2 separate regions of the Mus musculus genome follow, and region 2 is linked to region 1. Evidence: chromatin loops called from intact Hi-C (ENCODE). Cell type or tissue: heart. All regions are shown on one strand. Links, peaks and the distances in the headings refer to the core of each region. The heading gives the core; the rest is flanking DNA. Region 1 holds the start of Washc3 (WASH complex subunit 3). Region 2 holds the start of Parpbp (PARP1 binding protein).

Evidence for each region. Peaks named below come from ENCODE experiments on the same cell type or tissue, not always from the same donor. Only the 100,000 strongest peaks of a DNase experiment are listed, where the experiment ranks them.
Region 2: a loop joins it to region 1, with 2.6 times the contacts of the local background. A loop is called at or near these places in 6 of 42 quality-filtered maps.

Annotation. Positions count from the first base shown.
Region 1 is chr10:88,196,304-88,208,147 of GRCm38, reverse strand. Washc3 (WASH complex subunit 3) reads right to left here and starts at 7,051. Exons shown (of 7, transcript NM_026070.3): 1 at 6,856-7,051; 2 at 6,238-6,336. The coding sequence starts at 6,906. In heart, for the core only: no CTCF peak of the experiment used is centred there; a DNase peak (open chromatin) is centred at 6,997; H3K4me3 peaks cover 1,486 bases; H3K27ac peaks cover 1,584 bases.
Region 2 is chr10:88,140,439-88,152,282 of GRCm38, reverse strand. Parpbp (PARP1 binding protein) reads left to right here and starts at 5,342. Exons shown (of 11, transcript NM_029249.2): 1 at 5,342-5,787; 2 at 8,188-8,343. The coding sequence starts at 8,191. Nup37 (nucleoporin 37) reads right to left here and starts at 5,291. Exons shown (of 10, transcript NM_027191.2): 1 at 5,211-5,291; 2 at 3,904-4,121. The coding sequence starts at 4,059. In heart, for the core only: a CTCF peak has its summit at 5,315; a DNase peak (open chromatin) is centred at 5,292; H3K4me3 peaks cover 2,487 bases; H3K27ac peaks cover 1,506 bases.

The DNA of each region.
Region 1 (11,844 bases), core at 2,076-10,075:
TTTTAACCCCAGGTGTGGGGATATGGGGCTGCTTCAGACTGTCCCCAGCAGCTGACTATACTTTGCCACTGCTCCAGCAGAGGTATGGCTTTGCCAGTTGCGGATAGTTTCGGTGATTGTGTGATGTTTGGAATTCAAAGGGTATATAAATGCTAGAGCCCAGAGAGGCAGGGGTAAGTGGTTGGTGCTTGTTCAGGATTGGTTAGGGTTTGTTAGTAGTTATGTTCAAAGGAGAAACAAGAAAGCAATTAGATTCAAGGGTCTCTATCTCTTTCCCCTCTATCCTTCTTTCTCTCCTACCTAGTGATAGGGGGTGAACTGGGGTGGGGGGGGTGGGATGGGGGAGAAAGGGTGGGAGAAAGAAGAACCTACAAAGTAGCAAAGACCAGCTACAGTGGGCCATCATACAGTTGTGCTGACTAGGACAGAACAAAAATGTTTACTGAGGATTTGTGAAGGAAGAGGAGATGACCCTAAAAACTTTGTAACTTGGGTCTGATTCAACTTCCTTCCTTTCTCTGGCCTCGGTTCTCAGCAGGCAAAGAAGAATTATTTACAAAGTAGCCTAGTATGCATGGAGTTTTAAGAAAGTTGAGTTCTTTACAAAAAATAATAAAAAAGAAGTCCTAAACTCTTCTCTTTATCAGAGAATTCTAAGAAACAAAATAACAGATAATGAAGGAGCTCAGTTTGTTTCCATTTTAATCCCAGTTGAGGCTGAAATGGTTACATTTATGCCAGATTTAGATCAGATCAGGGTGTTGGTTGGTGGGTGGGTGGTTGGGTGGGTGGGTTGGGTGGGTCTTTCTCCCTGCAGCTCACTCCTAAGTAAAAAAGCAATAGCTGATGCTTTTTTTCTTTTAGGAAAGTGATCATTTTGGTTTCTGTTAAAGCTTGCCAAACAAGGAGAGGTTTCCCAGGGGCTCTGAACAGATTAAAAAATGATTCCAGAAAGCAACTTAGAGATACATTTATAATATCTTCAAAAGTTATCATATTCACAAAGATACTACATTTAGTAGATACAGAGCCACAGAACTATAATATAGAGAGACTTTTTTAGTTTCTTCACTTCGATAAGGGCTAGAATCTCAGTTCGGTTCTTTGGGTTCTGTGCTTCTCTCAGCCAGTTAGAGTGTATCACACAGCTAGAGATAAACCCCAGGGACTCAAATAGTGTGGAATGAACAGAGAACAAACCAGGTCAAACCCCCATATCTGAGTTTGTGGACACGCCAAAGAGAGATGCCTGGACCTGTCCTTAAGGAAGGGCTGTGACAGCTAAACACATCTAATTCAGTTAGTATCACTAACTGCATATAGCTTACAACTGACAAAAGTATAAAAAAACTGCCAAAATATCAACTGTAATTAATGAATCATATATTCTATTATCAAACATAAAACCAAAAGGCTGGATAGCAGGAAGATGGTGACCTAGGACTTTCTAGTACCCATGTACAAGCAAAGGCATTGATTTAATCAAAGAGCCACACACAAAGACACTTCCACAAGAGCAGTGGTGTGTGTATGTGTGTATGTGTGTGTGTGTGTATGTGGTGTGATGTAATTTATGTATGATGTAGACAATTCATATTTCTGGGCTTACCTCTCACCAAACCCCAAAAAGAAGAAACACCCCAAGAAGCGAGAACCACCCTCTGCCTCAGAACCCATCATAAGGACCACCCCAGGCAAATCTAGCACTAGACAAACCCCAGTGGCCCCAGATGGCTAGTACCACTCATTATCTGTTCAGATTTCAGAATTTCAGACTTCATGCCTGGCCCACTTGACACTAGGTGAACTCTACTGGTCTAAATCTCCAGATCAACCCAAGATTCAAGACAGCCCAAGGGTCAGGATACTCCTCATAGACTCCGTTTCCACCCTCAATAGGGCCATGATGCCCAGACTCAGCCTTTAAACTAGCCTCTGGGAATGCAGGTTCTAGGTCTATCTTACATTCTAATTCAGCCCAGAGCCAGGCAGACCACACAACTTAAGCTCCAGGTTTATGTCTCTGTCTCTGAGTCATCAGAATGACATTCACGAACACAGTGGGGCCATTCCCTCCAGTCTCACTATCCAGTCTGACTACAGAGCTTCAGGCTCTGATGGACTCAGCCCAGAACAACCTTCCCAGACCTACGATTCAGGCCAATATATGCAGTCCCTGGTTAGTTTCCACAACTCCAAGTTCCAGCCCTCTAAACATGTGGCCCATAGAATCAGCCCAGCACCCATTATCCCATACTATAGACCAAGCTTGTGGATGTAGGCACTGTACGTGGTGGCTAGTCCGCGGAGCTAGCTACGCAGACTCAGAATCCAGGTAAAACCTAAACAGACCCTAAAGCCCCCACAAACTAAGGCTCTCAGAAGACCCCTGCAGATGCAACCACCAGATTATACAGAGTGGACTGGATCTACCCTCTCAGATTCAGGTTTCCAATACATCCCAGAGGGTACAGGACTGGCCAGGTCCACAGCCTGACTTTGTAAACTCAGGCTCAAGGCCAACTACAATTCCAAATCAGTCTCTGTAGACTTGGTATGTAGGATGGCTTCTTAGAGACCAGACTCTAGGTCTTTCCTTGCAGATCCACATCCAAGGCCCACCTCCTAAGCTTCTCAATACATCCATCTCACTGGATCTAAGCTCAATGCAGAACAAAGGGTGTGAGATCTGTATACCAAATGCTATAAGACATCAGAGAAATCAGACAGAAATAAATGCAAAGACATCCTGTGTTCATGGGTTTGCAGAATATTGCTAAAATGTACAAATGACCTGAAAATGGTTTATAGATGTAACATAATCTCTATCAAAATTTCATTATTTCTTACAAAAGTAGAAATTGTTTCATATAGGAATGCACACACACACACATACATATACACACATACACACACACACACACACCATACAGACTCAAATATCAACAGCAAATCTAAACGAAAAGCCTAACTAGAAGCATCACATGACCACACAGAGATGGAGCTTATACAGGGCTCACTAACAGAGACTGTCGTTCACCAAGGCTGACCTGGTTACAGCGGCTGCTGAGTGCCAGCAGCTGCTGAGTACCGGAGACCAACAGCGAAGCCCTGGCAGGCACCATTGCCCTGGGTGACCAGCCAGTCACCTGATGGAAGGGCTACTTCACTGGGCTTCTTTCTTCCTGGAGAGCTCACTGCTTTGTCGTTACTGGAATAGATACTTCTTCTGGCCATGGATTTGCCATTTCTGCAGGTATTGTCTCTGCCAAACTACCACTAGTGGACTCAGAAATGCCATCTCCACCATCACAGTGTTCCACACAGCATCCTTCTGACCCAGGAACTCACTTCATAGCCAGAAACGTGCAGCCATGGGTCCAGGCTCATGGAACTGGTCTTACCATGGTCTCTATCATCCTGAAGCAGCTGGCCTGAGAGAAGGGTAGAATGGCCTTTTGAAGACAGAGACAGCAACGGTGAGGTGGTAGCTGACTGGAAGATGGAGGCAGGCTTCTCTAGAAGGTAGTATATGCTTTGAATCAGCACCTAATACTTAGTACAGTTTCTTCCAGAGCTAGGATTCATGAGTCCAGGAATCAAGGGGTGGAAAAGGGAAGGGCTCCACTCACTACAGCCCCTACCTAGTGACCCACTACAAGAAATTGTGCTTCCTGTTCCTATGACTCTAAGTTCTGCTAATGTCGGACTTCAAAGACTGACGGCAAAGCTATACAGACCAAAACAGGATGGTACTGATCAAAACAGGCTGTGGAACAGAATAGGGTACCCGAAATAAAGCCAACCATTTATGATCCATTGATTTTCACAGACATGCCAAGAACACACAATTGGAAAAAAAAAAAAAAGACAGTTTTTCCAATAAGTGGTGTGGGATATACATAAGCCAAAGAATACAAATCAGAGGCTATTACACACCATGCACAAAAATCAACTCAATATGGACAGAACAGTCGCACGTAAGGCCTGAAACTATAAAACCAAAATCAAACTCAAAAAACAGAGCAAAGAACAGAGTAAAAGATCAGCGGGGGGATGGGAGAGGTGAGGGGCCTGGAATGGTATTGCTCAAAGGCACGGAATCTCAGGAGAGAAAGTTCACTGGGTTCACTGTACACTATAGTGACTGCCGCTAACAACAAAGGACACTCTCAATCAAGAATGATGAGACCACAGTGGGGCAATGGTGGCTCACGCCTTTAATCCCAGCACTCGGGAGGCAGAGGCAGGCGGATTTCTGAGTTCGAGGCCAGCCTGGTCTACAAAGTGAGTTAGTTCTAGGACAGCCAGGGCTATACAGAGAAACCCTGTCTTGAAAAACCAAGTAAAAAACAAACAAAAACACCACAATTTTCATTCTTTCCACACATAGCAAAGTAAGTGAGGCAGCCCGCATGAGCTTAGATATTCTATAGTGGGCACAAGAACCAAAACAGCACGTTTTACATCTGAAAGACTTTGTAATTTTTACTTGTCAAAATGAATACAAAAAAGAGCGAAAGGGAGTAGGCTAACTTTGTATGATCTGAGCTTTTTATCCAACACCACTTTTCTCTGGAGTTCAGGGAAACACTAGGAGAAACGGACCAATTGTGGGGAACGTCAGGAGTGTGAGAGCTGAGGGGAAAGTGTGGTTCTGAAGGCTCTGCTGCATTAGTGCTCAGTGAGGTGACACCTGCCATCTTTGATCCTGGTCGTCAATAAGCAGACAGCGGAAACTGAGGGGACTACAAAGACAAGGGGTTATCCTCACCCCAAAGCAGCTTACAGCAAATGGCTTTTCTACTCATTTGCTAGTTTTATTTACCTCAAAAAGGGCAAGCGCACAACCATAGAAAATGAATATCTGCTTTCTTCTGCTAGAAGCTCAGTCTTTATATACTCTAACCTAGCATAAAAAGGGTAAAAGAATTCATATAAGAATGGAAAGGTAAAAAACCCCTTTACTCAGTGGGTTCCTTATCCTATTTAGAGAAGCAACTGTGTGAGAGAAATACCGACAGGGCAGACGGCTCTGCAGCTGAGAGCACTTGGGCAAAGGACCCAGGACTGAGTGCCTGCACCCACAGCGAGGCTCATAAGTGTCCATAAGTACAGTTCTAGGTAGCCTTCAGCATTCTTCCGACCTCCATAGGCATCAGACATACATGCAATCAAAACACTCACACACATATCATAAAATAAGTACATCTTAAATGTTCTCATAAACCAAAAAGAGAAGAGAAGAAGTGAGGCCTAGGAGCAAGCACCAGTCTTGGGGCTGTTCAAACACAAGGCACGCAGAACTGGGCTCCTTACTGCATCAGCACATGTTTTACTTTCATTTGTCTCAGTGGAAAAGCTGAAGGAAATCTGATAAAGAAAGAAAGACCACGGCCGGGCTGGGGGTGTCGGGGCAGAGTGCATGTGCGGAGCATGTTCAAGGCCTTAATCACAACCCATCATAAACAGATCAAACTGTACTCAAACCAGAAGCTTCCTGTCTCTGGGCAATTCCGATGAACAGCCACACATTCAGCAATCACCGTTTTCTCAACGATAAGCCTCACATATGACAATATAAGAAAACAGGATATTAAATCGATCCGGCTGTGACTTGTCTATAGGTTTCTAATTTGTTATTTCCTTTCTTAAATTCAGTTTCAATATATATTCCCCATTTTCCTCTAAAATAAACAAAAAACAAAACTTTTTGCAAGCTCAGGAGAGGTTCCTGGACCTGGCACCTAATTCTTATCTATGTACTTAATTATCACTTCATGATGTATCCAGTTATTTGCAGAAAAGTATTTTTTGAAACATGTATCTCTAGGCTGCCTCCATGAATCCTTTTTGGCACAAAGGATGGAAAGCAATTCGATATAAACTCGAACATACATTTAAAATGTAATCTCTAGAATAGGAAGATGAAACAAAACCTTTCAAATAAAAAAAAAATTCCACTGTGAAATTCTGGAATTCCCTTTGTTATAATTACAACAAACTTGGCTGAGCTATCTCATGGAAGCTTCTAGAATACTAATTCAGTTGAGACAGCGCACAGGACTTATGGGGACAGAATCAGAGATGCTAAGGCCTTAAGACATTTGAATTTCATGGCAAAGTGAACACACGAAGGCTGTAATTCTTGTTTGACTTCATTTGACTACATTTGTCACCACGAAAGACGGAAGGCGACTTCTCGGCCGCTCCATGAAGTAGTAGCCCGGGACCTACCTCCTCACAAACTGCGGAAAACCGGTTGAGAAACTGCACAGTGTGCACCACAAACTGGTTTAGAAAGGCCACGGTTCTTTTCTGTTGAATAGCTGGCACCTGTGTCATGTAAAAAAGCAAACACGATTCTTACAGGAGAAACACACTCTCTGCAATCCTTTGGATATCTGGATTTCATAGAGGGGGATGGATGGTCTTTGCCCTGGGACATGTGGTTCACGAAGGGCTAAGAAGAGTCGCTGATTTGTTTTTCTGAATCTTGTGTGAGTCAAACACACACACACACACACACACACACACACACACACACACACACACACGAGCAGCTAGAGAGTCGAATAAGAGGTGAAGTGTCAGAGGTGGTACTATCTCCAGACTGTCAACCTCGGGCGTAGAGACACGTGATGTGGGGAGCAAAGGCTGCGTGGCACACCAATTCTTTTCTTAGCCCAGGAGGGACCCCTTTCAAAGTGGACTGCAGGGCTCCCCCCATTGCCCAGAGTAGGAAAACAGGGGCCCGGATTGGGCCTGGAGAGGTGGCGTCTCCCTGGGAACCAGGGCCCCTTGGCCAAGCCTCCTTCCCTGTTTGTCGGACGCTCAAGTCGGTCTTTTACAAACCTTGGTCAGGTCTATGCCTGACCCCATGAGAGGAAGCCCATCCTCATCCATCTCCTCAGCGGATGGGGACCCCGGGGCTCAGGCACAAGCTCCTCCCAGCCCAGTAGAGAGCCCAGACTCCTTTCCCAAGTTCCTGCCTTCGGGGCCTTTCCGGAAGAAAGCGCGAGTGTTCACCATTCAATGGGTGGCTTCAGAGAGGCCGCCCCGCCCCCTCGCTCTCGCTCAGCATTCTGGGATTGGTAGTTCATGATTCCGATTGTAAAATTGGGCCGGGGAAAAGCTGCTGATGAGCAGGTTTCACAGTTGCTGTTTTAGCTGTAAAATCTGAAAAAATCTGAAAAAGAAAAGGGGGTGGGTGGGTGGGAGTGGTGGAGTGAGGGAAAGAGACGGAGAGAGAAATAGAGAAAGAGAAACAGAAAGAGACAGATTCAGACAGACAGAAACAGGGAGACAGACGCAGGGTTGGGATGAGGTCAGACTGGGAAAGTTAGAAGCTGAGCTGTATCCGTTTTGAGATTTTAATTGCTTAGTCCTGTTACAAAACAAACAAACAAAAAAAAGATCCATAATTCACTGAAGAGCACTTCTCTTTTTGTGTAATCCTACTAAGTGCCAGATACTCTGTTAGCCCTTGTGAAGTCTAGAGAAGTCTGTCAGAACTTGTCTTCAGCCCTGGCAAGCCTCATGCACTGGAGATCCGTTTCTAAGGGTGTTTGTTTGTTTGTTTTGACATAACATAATTTCAAGCAACAACTGAGACACACAGCTGTGAAAGTGACTGCACTTACGTCATGTAAACGATCTTACACCTACAGTATGAAGATTTTGGTTCAGAGTTTGGCTGCACATTTTACCAGCGATGTGAGTTAGGGCAGGTCACCTAAGCAAAAGTAAACCTTTTTATTGTACCAAAACAAGTACTGAAGAAGTGACAGGATCTCCTCTGCTACACTAGTCAAAGGGAGGACATGCAGAATTTTGATGTGCAAAAGTTAGATGGACGTGCAAACAAACTCCTGTGAAAGTTGTGGCATTGCAAATTAGCATGTACAAACACTTGTAGATCCACGAGTACATGCACACCACATGCAAAGTGTGCGGTTCTGTGGATAATAGGAGCTTCTAAGTTGTACAAGAAGAGGAAGCCGACTTTAGTATCTACTTAACATTAAGAGCAGTTAAGATGACAATCTGGAATAAACCTTTGTCCAAACAAAGGTACAGAGACATGAGGGCATATGGCGTTTAAGGCAAAGGAAAGATTGTTTGGTGGTGTAAGTAGAAATGCCCAGAAGTGGAGAATAATGAAACAAGGCAGAAGTAGACACAAAAGCTGACGAAGGGCCTTTTATGGCAGAAGAAGAGTCATGTTTTTCTGAATGGGATTCGTGAGCTTCTGTTTGGGAGTGCTTCTTAAAACGCCCACTCCAGGGCCGGGCGTGGTGGCGCACGCCTTTAATCCCAGCACTTGGGAGGCAGAGACAGGTGGATTTCTGAGTTCGAGGCCAGGCTGGTCTACAAAGTGAATTCCAGGACAGCCAGGGCTATACAGAGAAACCCTGTCTCAAAAAACAAAAAAACAAAAAAAAAACAAAAACAAAAAAACAAACAAACAAACAAACAAACAAAAAATGCCCACTCCAGAGGTTAGCCTTAGACAAGCCAAATCAGGATCTCTTTTGGATAAACGTGAATACTTGCATTCTAAAATGCCACTCCCTGGAAAGCTGTGTGGCTAGCATAGCCACCTTCTTCATTGATTGTTTCTAGGCCTTCATTGTGTTACCTGCAGCAATGCTTTTACTGTCAGGGTCTATGGGACTTCACTGACCAAAAGCTCTAAAAGAGGTAATCCATTCCTAGTTCTAGGCTTTTTGTTAGCCTGCAGTATCTAGCAGGGGCATTGTTGCCATGAAATAGGGCAGTTCCATTAAAATTATATATGCACATTGTATTACTCAGGGTTCTCTAGAGCCACAGTCTCTACATACCACCACTCCTGAATCTGGGACTTGCTTTGTCCCAGGCTGACCTTGAACTCAGAGATCTTCTTGCCTTAGTCTCCTAGGATTCATAGCCACTCTGCCTCAAGATCTCCATGCCAAGATCCAAGTCAGAAATTTGTATCTCCCAGCCTCAAGATCTGGGTCACAGGTGAGCCTTCCGATTCCAGATGGTAGTTCATTCCAGATATAGTCAAGTTGGCAACCAGGAATAGCCATTATAATCCACCCCTTGTCACTTGACATAAATAATATCTCATGTCCCCATGAAACAATAACAAGATCACGAATATGCATAACATAATATAACTATTCCTTGTAAAATTGCAAACGCATTTGTAAATTTACAATGGGGAAATGTCCCTTGGGAACGTTATTTTAGTATCTCAACGTAAATATCAATTGATATTAAATAAATTGGAAGAAAGCACAAATAACTACACAAATATGTTCTTAACAGAATAAAACAGAAGAATTCATATTACTTTATAATCCTTGTTTCTGCAACTGGTTATGTGGCCTTAGATGGTATTTATAACTACCTTTCTTTACTACCCATTCTGTATTTCCTTTACCCTCGGCAAGGACCTCAGCAGGTCTTGGCTCTTTTCTTGGAGGAGTGACCCATACCTTCATTTCTGATGGGTCTGTGTCCTTTGTCATCCAGCTTGGATTAGGCTGTTTTTGTTTGCCATTGACTTTAGTCACAGGACATGGTAGAACTAAGAGAAAACCTATGGGATCTCCTGCACTCCAGACATAATCCCTCTTACCTCCATTGTGGAGAGGTGATCCAATTTCTCCAAGGTAATCTGGATCTATCACCCCTCCTAACACTGTTATTCCTTTCTTAGCCTGTTGGGCATTAGAAGCCCAAAATGACCAGTGGAAAGTCCCAGCTCCCAGTTCAATGTAATGTTTGCTGTGGCTCCTGGTACAAAGCACTCCCCACTCCGAAACAAAAATTTTTAGGCCAGCAGAACACAGAGTTGTGGGGACAGGAAGCAAAAATTTTCCTAGAGGGTCACTAGGAGTGATAGTGAGTGGAACTATTCCCTTTTCCACCCCTTGATTCCTGAACCCATGGATCCTGACTATGGGGGAAACTGTACCAAATATCAGACGCTGATTCAAAGCATATACTGCCTTCTGAAGAATTCTGCCTCAGCCCTCATAGTTGCTGCTGCTACATAATTGGCGCTGTAACCGTGTCTTCAAAAGGCCATTCCATCTTTCTATCAGACCAGCTACTTCATGATGTGGAACATGGTAAGATCAGTGGATTCTATAATTGTGGGCTCGCCGTCACACTTCTCTGGCTGTGAAATGAGTTCTTTGGTCAGAGGCAATACTGTGTGGAATACCATGATGACGGATAAGGCATTCTGTCAGTCCACAGATGGTGATTTTGGCAGAGGCATTATGTGCAGGAAAGGCAAATCCTTAACTAGAAAAAGTATCTATTCCAGCAAGAGCAAAATGTTATCCTTTCCACAGAGGAAGTGACCTACCTGACCCCAGGTTGCTGGCTGGTCACCTTGATGAATGGTGCCATGTCTGGGGCTCAGTGTTAGTCTCTGCTGTTGGCAGATCTGGCATTCAGCAGCAGCTGTAGCCAGGTCAGCCTTGGTGAGTGGAAGTCCGTGTTCTTGAGCCCAAGCATAACCCCCATCTAGGTTACCATAGCCATTTTGTTCTTGTGCCCATCCAGCAACGACACGGCTGGCTGCAAAAAGAGGTCCTTTGTCCATTTGAAGAGATCTAACCACATACTTCTTCCCCAGATGTCTTTCTCACCAATTTTCCAGTCGTGATCTTTCCAAGTCTTTGACCATCCAGCCAATCCATTGAGCTACTTGAGATACATAGAAATCAAAATCATATCAGGTAGACTTTGTTCCATTTACAGAGCACAGAAAGAGTAGAGAATATAAATCTCAAGGGCCCTCGGTTTTTCAGAATGGTAAATTAGCATTGGCTTCAATGAAAACCCTCCAGCTTCTTTAATTCCTAACAAGAGAATCAGTCTGGCCCTGGAGGCTTTGACAATGGCATGGACATATCTCTGGCTATAAAAGTCTGACATGGCATCTTCCAATAGAAGGCTGTTCCCTCTGTGTTGAAAGCTGGTTGGCTAGCATAGCCACCTTCCTCACTGACTGTTTCTAGACCTAAGGGATATCTTGCTGCATCTTCTGCATCATCACTTGCTGACTTCATTGAACAACTTCTGCTAGCATCAAACTTGCCTTTCTTTGGTGGGGCCTTCCCCTGTCTCAATTTTCATAGAACTGAAGATGATCAAGACCTTGTTCTGGATTAGGCTTTGACTAAGGAGAATATGGTGGCTGGACTGACTTGCTATGCAGACCAATAGCTTTCTCCATATTAATAATAAAGCTTTTTTAGGTTGGTTTTATTATCATTCATATTAATTCCCTTCAAAAAGTTCTTCTCAAAAAGTTTTGTTTTTTACTTGCAAGTTTTAACAATAAGTTTTATAAAATCCAGTAAGTTATATCGTCTAAAAGCTTTGGCAACTTGATTGTTTGAGAGAACGGGAGTGGTTTGGGGCATGCCAGTGCTCTCTTCACACCTTCTTCACCATCCTTAACTCTTTTACCATTCGGTTTTAAATGAGATAGAGGAGATTCTTCGTTCACATGGGAATGTAATACACCACCATGTGTGAATTTACTGTTTTCATTTATTTTTTTGCTGTTATTTGTTTATTTTACAACCTGATCTCAGTCCCCCTCCTCCTGCCCCCCCCCCCGCCTCTCCCCCTCTCCTTCCCTGTGAGAAGGGAAGGCTCTCCTGGGTATCAACCCACGCTGGTACATCAAGTCACTGCAAGATTAGGCACATCCTCTCCCACTGAAGCCCAGTTAGGGGAATGGGATCTTCAGGGAGGCAAGGGTCAAGGACAGCCCCACTGCTAGGAGTCTCAGCCAGAGTCACCCCCATAGACTCCCTGGAGCATCCC
Region 2 (11,844 bases), core at 2,158-10,157, 56 kb after region 1:
CAGGTAAACTTAACAAAAGGATTTTCTATTAACCAAAGAAGTGAACTGAAAAAAAAAAAAAAAAACCACTGCCAGGTTTTAGTACTTCATAATTTGTGTATATTACAACTAACCAGCTAACAGATATGCCAATGCAGCAACCACTAAGCAGTTTAAAATTAAGTGTAAGAGCCTAATCATAGCTGCCTTCACAGACTGACTTAGATCTATTTTTCCATACTTGATGAACCTAAAAATGAATTTTTATATAAAACACACATTACTTTGCTACTGTAACAAGAGTGATGAAAAGCAGGGCCTGAGTTCGTTCCTCAGATTAGATATGGAACGACTGAGCAGTCTTAGGAATAATGAAACCACAGGCACTGCACAGGCGAAGCTTTATGTACCAACAGGAAGACTTGCCCTGCCCCTGGCAATACTGTCTGTTCGTGAGTCAGCCGATGAAAAGGGTAGTGTGTGTGTGGTATAGACAGAGATGAATGCTATTTTTGGTTCAGTGTGGGGTGTAGGCCGTATTGTATAGGCAGGAAATTAAGAGACTTTGGAAAACTTGCTGTAATAGAAATTATTATGGAAGGTTCCAGCAGTTTGAGGTTGAGGAACAGCCAAGTTGGTGGAAGAGCTTTTCTGAGGATTTGAAGTAGCAGGCCTTTCCACCACACCCACTGAGGCCTCATACAGAATGCCGGTTAGCCAAGGCTGGTTTATCTAATGCAGCTAGCTCTCTTATTTAGTGCTCTCAGTTTAACTCAACACCTGAAAAAATATTAAAAAACAAAAAAAACCTCTCTGAATAATTCCAATGAGAAAAGCAGTTGTTTTGGGAGAAGCAGATTCAGTAGTAGATAGGGCTATTAGTGTTCTCAATGGTAAGCAAGCCAGAGTGTTTCCATGTCAAGTGTATTCAATGCCCCAGTTCTGTCTCTGGAACTGTGTAAAATAAGCTGAATTTAGTGATGTCAAACCTTGCCAGGGGAAGCTCTGTTAGGTGAACATATTCAGAGCAGAATTAGCACCCGTTACTGCAAACAAATGGAGGTGACAAGTCAAAATTTGCCAGCCTAATTCCTCTTCCATGAGTTTTTAAATATTTTTAATATAGCTGTGAAATTTGTTTCCGAATACATTTCCTTGTAATTAGAATACAATGCTGAGAAATAAAGATCAAAAACATTTTTTATCAACTTATAGAGAACTGTTGTCCGAAAAGATAGCTCCTAGAGCCTAAAGCATTTGAAATGCAGCCAGTGTGTATAGTTACTTTATAAGGTATAAAATGAACATGTATAAAGATCTCAATGAAATCTATCAACATAAGACAAAGTCTACGATAACCTTTATATTAATTATATATGAAGTACTCTACTTAAAATTCATTCTGCCTTTTACATTACTTTTATCGTGTGTGTGTGTGTGTGCGCGCGTGTGTGCTATATACAGTACACATGCTGAAACCAGAGGACAACCCTCAGGAGCTGGGTCTGTTTCCCACCATGTGGACTTTGGGCATTGATCTTGGGTCAGGAGGCTTGGTAAGAAGTGTCTTTACCCACTAAGCCATCTCCCTGGCCCTCCTTTCACGTTATCCTGACGTCTAAGCTTATCTTGTGGCTCCTGTTATATTCTAACTGAATTCTAGTACTGAATGAGCTCTGTTCAGCTCCGCATGGTGTTGACTTGGGGTTAATATTCAGGTGACTAACATCTGAGTCACAACTCTGCCTTCCCAGTTCCAAGTCTACTGTCTTAAGACTTCCAGTCATCTTTACTAACTGTCCCTCGTTTGAGTTGGTCCAGTCTATTAAACAATGTTTGGCAGACAAAAGGCACTCAGTCAATACTTGTTCAATGAAGTCAGTTATCAAAGGATTAAGGTATCTTTCTGTTTCTTTTTTCTCCACAAAAACGTGCCTGCTCAAACCATTCTCATTCAAGCCCAGCCAGACTTCTTTATTATGGAAGAGTGAATAAGGTTTGAAACTTTATCCTTATTTGGTCTTTTATAAATGAGGCAGTTTTAAGAAGGCGCTGCTTTCCGACTCTTTGGGAATAGGGCAAGAATCTCTCTTAGTTTCCTGGCCCTTACTACACTCATGACGTTTTTACAGATGTGTGGCAGTCAGCAAGCCTACCATTTGTACTCATATTTCTGGATATGTAAAAGGACAGCACAAGAGTCTGAAAACCGTCCTGCTGAAACCCAGAGTTTTCTGTAGTTAGTGCTTCCTGATGACCCTACAGTGGAGACTGGTGTTTTTCTGATAGGCTTGAAGGTTCGAGGTGGGAGAACGGGAATGAATGTTCAACAGCACCCAAACTGACAAGAGAATAGGGACTTGTTTTGGATCTCCAAGGGCAGAGTGAGGAAACTCAGCTCTCCAGGATCAACGGCTGACTTCATTTGAACAGAAACACAAGAACGGGTCTGACGGAAGAACAGATTTGATCTCTTCCTTTGTCATGCCCCCCAAACACCGCTGAAGCAGAATGGAACACGAGGAACGGCACAGTTGTACTGAACTCCACCAGAATGTGATCTGTCTTCTCTATGTGCTCATAAAAGGAAAAAGCCTCTTGTTTTTCCTTACACAGTTTGGAAATAAGACCCGAGGATCAGCAAGGACAAGCGTTTGAATGATACAAACATTCTTCTCATTTCCCTGCCTCTCCTTGTTGTCTGCCTTCTTCATCTTTCCTTTTTCTGATTTTTCTCCCCTATTGATTTCCCCTGGTGTTTCCTAACTGAACTTGAACTGCAGGTAGATATATCTGTCAGTATTTGACAATGAGATTCTATGTCCACATCTGTTAACACAGCAATGAGGGAAGCTCAAGCCTACCTCTGGTCGCTTGCGTTTTCAACACGTAAGTGGTCCACATTGGAGAAAGTTTTTAATAAGTCTTTCTTAAGCCAAGGCCACATTATTTGCCTGACGCATGACTTATGATTCTGACAGTCTAGCAGAACTTAGGCCAAGGGTCATAGAAATATAGTCCTGTAAATATTATTTTGGTACACCATAATAGCAGAAACGAAACTCTGGGAAGATGGGGTGGTGTTGAGCCTTCAGTGCCGAATGCTTCCTATGTGGACCCTAGGTTTTCCGTGAGGAACCATGTAATAAGTCTCTTGGAAGCGATTTCTCTTGGATGATTAAATATGAGGGTATAACTGCCACTGCTGCTCATACTAACCACAAAATACACATATATGGATTACCATGTGCCGAATGTATTCTGGGAACTTTATGTGCACTCACACACTACCCCTCACAAACCAAATTAGGTTTCCCGAATCTCCACTCTTAAAGGGATTCAATCATATTCCTTACCTTCAGAGAAGAGCGGTTCAGTATCTAACCAAGTTTAGCCATTCGAAACTAAGTGTCTAGGTTCTCAGGTTACACAGACCTCAGAGAGAGCTATGATGAACGCCAGCTGTAAATGTAATCCTATATGGTTATATGAATATCTGCTGCAGATACACAAGGTGTGAAAGTAAGCTAATAGGAAAGCTGAACATTATCTATGAAAGCTAGGAATTTCTTGGAAGATAATTGTTTAGCCTTTCAGTATCACCTTGTTTCCTATGACAGAATGATGTGGGGAAATCTGAAGTGTATCTAATACATAGAAATACATGTGTGCTCAGTTATGTTGGACTTTATCAGAATACACCTCTACGAATCATTGGTGAAAGAAGACCTTCATTGTTTTTACATCTATCATCTATATAATGTATACACATGTCTCAACAATTAGTAACGGGAATTCCCTGTAGATCTTCAAAAAATTTTTTTTTCTTGTATTAAAAGCAACATACTTTTAAGTTCAGCTTTGGTTTGTACACATTACTGATAAAGTATCTCTACTGTCACTCCGTATAGTTTGTGGACTAACCTGAAACGTACACATGCCAACAACCACATAATTACTGCCGCCATATGCAATCAGGTTTCCTGAATCTCCACTCTCAAAGGGATTAAATTCTACCACGTGCACATAATCTTCGCAATCCACGGTGTACGCAGCATTTCTTGTAGCATCTTGCTTCATCTTGTATCCCAAAGCTGGAGCAGTTGTAAGAATCAAATAGTTGTTTATTGCCTGTCAGGAAACTGTGGATCACAAACAAAATTTACAAAGTGTTTGTCATTCAACAGAAGAATCATAATGGGGCTTGGTATAGCAATGTCAGAGCCAGCTCAAAAGAGAAGTCTGCTTATATTAACACACACATGAATAAATTTAATACAAATAGAGTCCTAAGATTATTAAGCAATAGAGATGCAGCACTATTTGTAGTTGGAAAGTTGTACTGACACTGTCATATGCAAGAGTACCATAAACGCCGGTACTACCAATAGTCCCTTCTTTGCCTATGAAGAAATTTGCCAAGTTCGTCAACAGGTTGAGGATTTAAAAGATTTAGCATGTGTTGGGCCTACATGCTAGAGAAAACACAAATACACACACCTGCCTATCTCAGGACTATGCTACATTATTTGTTCGAATTATATGACCTTTAACATTCTAATTTGACAGACCACCTGAACTATCAAGGGTCCGATGAACTGGAAAGTCCCACCCCTGCCTAAAGACACATGGAGTCCAAGAGCCTTGAAGGATAATATCAGGTAGCAATAGTTATAACCAACCATTACCCATGCAATAAAATAAGGAGATTAAAAAATACAGGCTCTGGAGTAATGTGTGATACTAACGTTATTAACACCTGTCACAATCCTCAACTAATTTGTCTCGAGACAGGTAGTGTGTACTGTAGAAATAGCATTCTCACGTGCAAATTAATTTTTACTTTGTTGTTAATGAAAAGGAGGCACCCTAGGCTAAGAAAGAACACGTAAAATCCTGAGTTATCTGCTGAGTTTTTTCAGATTAAGTCCCATCTCAGAGAGACTGGACACATGTTACGCGGGACCGGCAGGTGAGAAGACCATAGAGCAGAGAGGTATAAGGCATGCAGGGGACTTGAGGTCCGGATTTGATGGCAACCCCTGACCTCCAGGTCTTTAAAGCCCTGGGTCAATATTCCCAGGGTCCCTGGAGTTGTGTCCCCCACGCGTCGCCCGAGAAAACCCACTCCCACCTCGCGAGGTCACAAGGAAGAGCTCTGGAGAACAGGGAAGCGCCCCTGGGGAAGCAGCACAAGCTGGCGATCCCCGGTCACCGCACTCGATACGCACCTAAAGCAGGGGAGGCGACCTGGGCAAGGCTCTCCCGACCATAGGTGGCCAGGGCGTGCGCCCGCTCTGCTTCCGGGTCGGAGGGCGAGCGCGGCGATTGGTTCCCAGGTCGTGCCGCGAGATTTGAAAGGGACGCCGAGGCGATTCAAACCTCTGCCTTCCGGCGTCCTGGCTGCGCTGCTCCTCCCTCCGCTTGCACCCAGCCTGGGTCACTGGACGAGGTGGGTCTGGTCTCTTCTGTGCCCCCGGGTCGCAGTTCCAGTGGGCATTCGGGCTGCTGCTCTGCGAACGCATCTCGGTGACAGCGACGTGCCAGCCAGTGGCGTTGTCTGCGCAGTGGCTTCGCCCCGACTTCACGGTGTCCCGTGGAAAAAAAGACGCTAGGGCTTCGGCAAGACCGAAACCCATCAAAATCTTCTTTTAGTCCGTTAGATCGGGGATCTGGCACACGACGAGTGCAGGCTTCTCAGATTTTCTGTCGTTGCATCCTTCAGAGGGCCATTCCGGACCAGGCAAGAAGAATAACTGTCACCTGTCATCTTTTAATGGAGATTTGCTAAGTGCTGGCAATAAGGAGGTTGGCTATTTCCTTCACTGGTGCCTTATAATTCTGTTAAGTAGTCCCAATTATGGACGTGGAGAAATTTGTGGTAATCACGAGGTACAGCTAATGCAGGGGTGTGGTGGCAGGGATAGTTAGCTAAGTGTGGTGCTCTCTCACTTTACCTTCCAGCGACAACTACCTGTCTCAGATTTTCTGCTCCAGTGCACTTTGAATCCAGTTTAAAAGCAAGAGTTTATTCCCTCTGACACCTTCTGTTTTGTTCATATCCAGCGTCTCATCGAGTCTTCACAACAGGCTGGGAGGTAGAACAGAGGGGGCGGCATAGTCCTGATTGCTTTGTGACCATTCTTATACCTGGGCAGCCAGATCTAAAGTTAGGTAACCCTGGAAAAGCTGGAACTACAGTGGATATTGGCATGCCAGCCCAGATGCCTGTTGGTGAATAGCCAGATCTAGAACTAAACATGGTTTTACATGTTTAAATGGTTGATGGAAAAAAAAAATATTTCAGGCAAACTAATCATATCACCCATAGCTCATGCTTTTGTGTCTTCTTCAATTTTGTTTTTTAAGAGATAAATAGGAGATAACCTAGGTGCTCATCAGAGAATTGTGAGTGAGGCCTGGGGAGGTGGCTCACTGGATAAAGCGCCTGGACAGCTATGAGGACTGGAATCCAAATCCCCAGGGCTAACGGAGACACTGGTGTAGTAGTCTGCTTGCAACCCCAGTGTGCTAGAGGTGTAGACAAGTGATGCCGGGGCAAGTCAACAAGGTGGAGAGCAGTGGAGAAGACACTCAGTGTCAACCTTGGGCCTCCATACACATGTGCTTACATAAAGGCGAACATATACACACAGCAGACTTGTAAAAAGAGACACAGAGAAGACTGGAAGTAGAGAGGGGACTGATTCCATAGCATGGCTGCCTAGAATACAGACACATCTAGGCTTATTTTGAAAGGGTTCTGTATGCATGCAGAAGTTAGGGAAAACTTAGAAATCTTGAATTTATGCTTTTTTGGCTATTTACTAGCTTCGTGTCATTGAACATTATTTTCTTCATGTGTCAAAACCAGACATTTGTAGACTGACATCATCAGGACACAGGAGATGGAACAAAGTAATTAATATTAAATGGAAAGTATTTGGCACTAAGAAGCTTCATTTGTTCGTTGGCTTATTATCAGTTTGCTGTGTAACAAAACATCAAAAACCATAGTCACTGTACAATAGCAACCGAGTATTTGCTTTGAATCTGTGGGTCGGCAGTTTGGGCTGGTTAAGTTATTGATTCCTCTGCTAGCCTTGAGCAGATGACTGGTGCTGCCGGCTCACCTTCCATGTTGATGGGGTCTCCCCAGGATAAGCTGCCTCTTTCATGGCTGTGAGTTGTATCAGTTGGCAGCAGGAATACCTTACTTCTCTTTGCATGCTTTCTTCAGCACCTTACCCGGGCTTGGGAGTTAGGTCTCCCCAGAGGGGTCATTTGCTAGGAGGAGCAGGAAAGTCAACATTGAGGTGTAGCTGCAGGTGGGAACCACTGTAGCAAAAGGATCAAGGTAGTGTTAGTGAAGGGAAAAGGCATGTGAAGTAGATTGAGGGAGACCAAGCCCAGGCTTCTCAATGTCCTCAGAGAGTCATGCTTAGTTCTCCCAGACACAGGCTGTGACAGTCATGGGGAATGTTGTCTATTGAGGAAAGTTATTAGAAACTCTGCCAGAGTTTTTACTGGGGAGTAGACTCATAGGCATGCCCTGTCCAACATGTACCAAAAGAGACCAGAGTCAAGGAAATTAGGTGTTCATCATAAAACACATATGATTTATAAAAACAGTTCAGCACAGTTAAATACTCTTAATGGAAACTCTACTGGAATCTAAGTTTTTAGAGCCTTGCTATAGTAACTATTTCACACAAACCTCTTAAAGCCTAGGCTTAGAATTCTAATTATTTCATAGTCTACTACTCAAATCAAGTCTAAGACTGTTCCCAATTCAAGTGAGCAGAAAAGAAAACCATTTATTTTGGAACAATACACTCCCACCCCAAATCTACTACATATAGTACCATTTGTCTCAAAACAACTATCTTAAAATACAGATTTAATTAGTGACATCTGTGTCTATAATTACAAATTTGCATGTCTGTTTTATGTGAATTTTCAAAATTGAAGGTTGGATTTTTATGATTTCAAAAGATTTGGCTTAAGAAAACTAAAGGAGAGGAAAATATGATTGGGCAGAAATGGTATTATTTGGTTTTTAAAATTTCATTAAAAGCACTCTTGGTAAATGTAAAATGAGTTCTTGTTCACTGCTTATGTTTTCTAACCATGCTTGCTTACACATGTTAAATGTTACTTTCCAATTAAAACAAGGCACTTTAACATTGTATTCTGTTCTTCTCTAAGAGGATGGCTGTGCTTAATCAGCTGCCCGTCTTGGGTATGATTAAAGAGTTTAGGAGGAGTTGGCGTGCTCTTTGTAGCTCTGAAAGAACTACGTTATGCGGTCCAGACTCCATGCTCCTGGCCCTGCAGCTGTCCATGGCAGAAAACAACAAACAGGTCAGTGTACTATGGTTAGCTTAACTTTTTTAACCCAATTTTACTTGTTGCCCAGTATAATAAGTTTGAGCCTAATTACACACATCATTTTCTTTGCATTATTTGCCTTCCTAAAATAGAGTGTTTCAGAAATGCTTCTGCATATCTGTCTCAAAATATTACAGTTGGAACTTTTGGAAAAAAATTGCCTGTATATCTGAAATGATTTATTTTGTGTGTATAATTTGAATGTAAAATGTGGATACTTGGTGTGGTGGTTTGTATATCCTTGGACCAGGGAGTGGCACCATCTGAAGGTATGGCCTTGTTGGAATAGGTGTGACCTGGTTGGAATGGGTGTGTCACTGTGGGTGTGGGTATAAGATCCTCACCCTAGTTGCCTGGAAGTCAGTCTTCCACTGGCAGCCTTTGGATGAAGACATAGAACTCTCAGCTCCTCCTGTGCCATGCCTGCCTGGATACTGCCATGCTCCTACCTTGACGATAATGGACTGAACCTCTGAACCTGTAAGCCAGCCCCAATTAAATGTTGTTTTTTATAAAACTTGCCTTGGTCATGGTGTCTGTTCACAGCAGTAAAACCCTAACTAAGACACTTGGTATCTCATGAAAGAAATCATAAAGATTAAATCTGTAGCTCTTATGATTAAATATATTCCTACTTAATAATTGTTCCTTTGTTCCCTAAAAAGAAGCCCTAGAGGAGCAGGTATCATTTTTATTCAATGTAAAGTATTTTATGTCTACTTTCAGCCCTGTTGTATGGATTTAGTGTTCTTAAATCTGTTTATGCATCAAAATCATTTGGGAGGTATTAATTAATTAGTTTGTTTGTTTATTCTTCTCTCATATATTACATCCTGACTGCAGTTTCCCCTCCTTCCTCTCCTCTAAGTCCCTCCCTCTCACCTCCCCTCTCCCTAGATCCACTTCTCCTCCTTTCCCTTCATAAAAGAGCAGGCCTCCCAGAGATATCAACCAAACATGATCAAGGCTGGATAAGGCAACCCATTAGGAGGAAGAGGGATTCAAGAGCAGGCAAAAGAATCAGAGACCGCCCCCACCCCCAGTGTTGGGAGTCCCAAAAGAACAACAAGCTACACAATTATATATGCAGAGGACCTAGGTCAGACCCATACAGGCTCCGTAATTGTTGGTTCTATTTCTGTGAGCCCCTATGAACACTGGTTATTTGATTTTGTAGGCTATGTTCTTATGGTGTCTTTGATCCCTCTGGCTCCTAAAATCCTTCCTCCCCGTCTTCTACAGGATTTCATTTTGGGAGGTCTTTAAAATATATTAGTTCATTGGAGCTTGGTGCCCACAGGCCTGTAAATCCAGCTGCTCAGAAAACAGAAAGGTGATTATCAGAAATGAGTTCAAAGCCTGTCTGGACTAAAGAGTGAGCTCAAAACTAGTCCATGCCTTGGGCCTTTGAGGCTCTGCCTCAAAATAACATATAAAAGGGGGCTGGAGAAATCTCAGTGGTAGAGTGCTTCCGTAGCTCATAGGAGGTGCTAGGTTCAATCTCCAGGACTACAAACAAACAACTCAAAGTCGCTGCCATGTCCTAATGGAGTCTTCACTGACCTGCTGGAAACTACCCTGAAGAAAATCTCTACAAAGTGATTCACATATAGGCAGCTGGGGTCCACCTTCCAATAGAGATGGGGAATTGAGTCCATTGAGACCAATGCTTGTTAATTTCTGTTTTGTTGTTGTTATTGGTGGTGGTAGTGTGTGTGTGTGTCCCTTCATTGGGTTTTGCTGGTGCGAAATTATTTATTGCCTATATTTTCGTGGATGTACTTGACCTTGTTGGGTTAGAGTTTTCCTTCTAGTACCTTCTGTAGGGCTAGATTTGTGGATAGATATTTAAATTTGACTTTATCATGGGATGTCTTGTTTTCACCATCCATGGTGATTGAAAGTTTTGCTGGATATATTAGTTGGGCTGGTATCTGTGGTCTTAAGAGTCTGCTGGACATCTGTTCAGGTCCTCTGGCTTTTAGAGTAAGCTTCCTGGACCTTTATAAACATAACCTCCTTTAGGTTAGAATTTTTATTTTTGATTTTGCTTCAAATATTTTCTGGGCCTTTGAAGTGGGATTCATCATCTTCAAGTTCTATTATTTTTAGATTTAGTCTTTTTATGGTGTCCCATGTCTAAGAATAGATGTTTTGTGTCAGGAATCACTTAGATTTAATGTAATGTTTTCTTTGATATATCTGTTTCTTCTGTCCTATCTTTAGTGCCTGAGATTCTCTCTTCTATTCCTTGCAATTCTGTTGGTGATGCTTGCTGGTGTCTAGGCATCTGGGTTTGGGATAATTATTGGTTTAGGTGCCGATTTCTGAGGTTGTCTTTGTTAGATGGATCTTTTCTTTTCTTTTTTCTTTCTTTCTTCTTGTTTCTGTTTCCTCTCTGGTCTTCTGGCTGAAGTGGCTTGTGGTTGACTAGAGGGGTTTTTCCTGAGTTGGCGGCTGGAGTTCTGGTGGCCTGCTGGGGGTCTTGAGGTTCTGGGTGCTGGTGTGGCCTCTAGTGGAGCAGGGGACTTCCACTGGAGGTGTGGGGCAGGATATGGTGATGAGGAGAGAAAGGGGTGTTGGGGATAGCTGGGTGGGTGCTGGGAGAGTGTTGGTAATCTGAAGGTTGGGGGCTTATCTGGGAATCTGGATGCTCAAGTGTCTTCTTGTGGAGGAAGGGTCTCTTAAAGATGCTTTAAGTCTGGATTTCGAATAACATATATGACTGGTTATCATAAAAGATATAAAGATAGAGATGTTTAATAATTCAAACGTTTGTTTTGGATGTATTGTTTTTTGTGTGTTTCTTAAGATTTCATGTCAACTACTTAATTACCTAATTCATCTTTGAATGGGATTACTGTAAAAGTATTAGCAGAAACTGGAAAAAATTAAAACTGTGGAAGGTGGCATATATCCCATTTCACAGACCCACATATGGATACTAAAATATTTCCTTTTCATGCTGAATTGAAAATGAGAAGTTAGAATTTTGAATGAGTTAAGGCTGGTGCCTTTTGGGATTATTAATATCTTACATATTAATGTGGGAAAAGAATGCATTGAATAAGAAGCAAACCTTCAGTGCATCTGCTAAAAATGTGTCATGTGGCTATCCAGAGAGATACTTGAAGGAAAGCTTTTATACTCAGATGAAATCCTGTCGGTAATGGTATTGGATCTCCTATCAGCTACATACTAGTGTAGTTAGATCACAATCTTTTGGTTTCTTTTAGGAAAAAGGAAAAAAAGAAGTAGAAGAGTAAGTTTGCCTGCTTAGTAGCATCTGAATACTCACATAAAAGAGTGTAACTTGCTTTTTAACACATTCATTATAATTTAGTGTATTTAGGACCAGAGAAGAAACAAAAATCTTTGTAGGCTCTTAGTTTTACAGTGATACTTTTACTTCTCTGTAATAATAACAAAATGGAAATAAAGTCATAATAACAATAACCTGAACACTAAGACTGG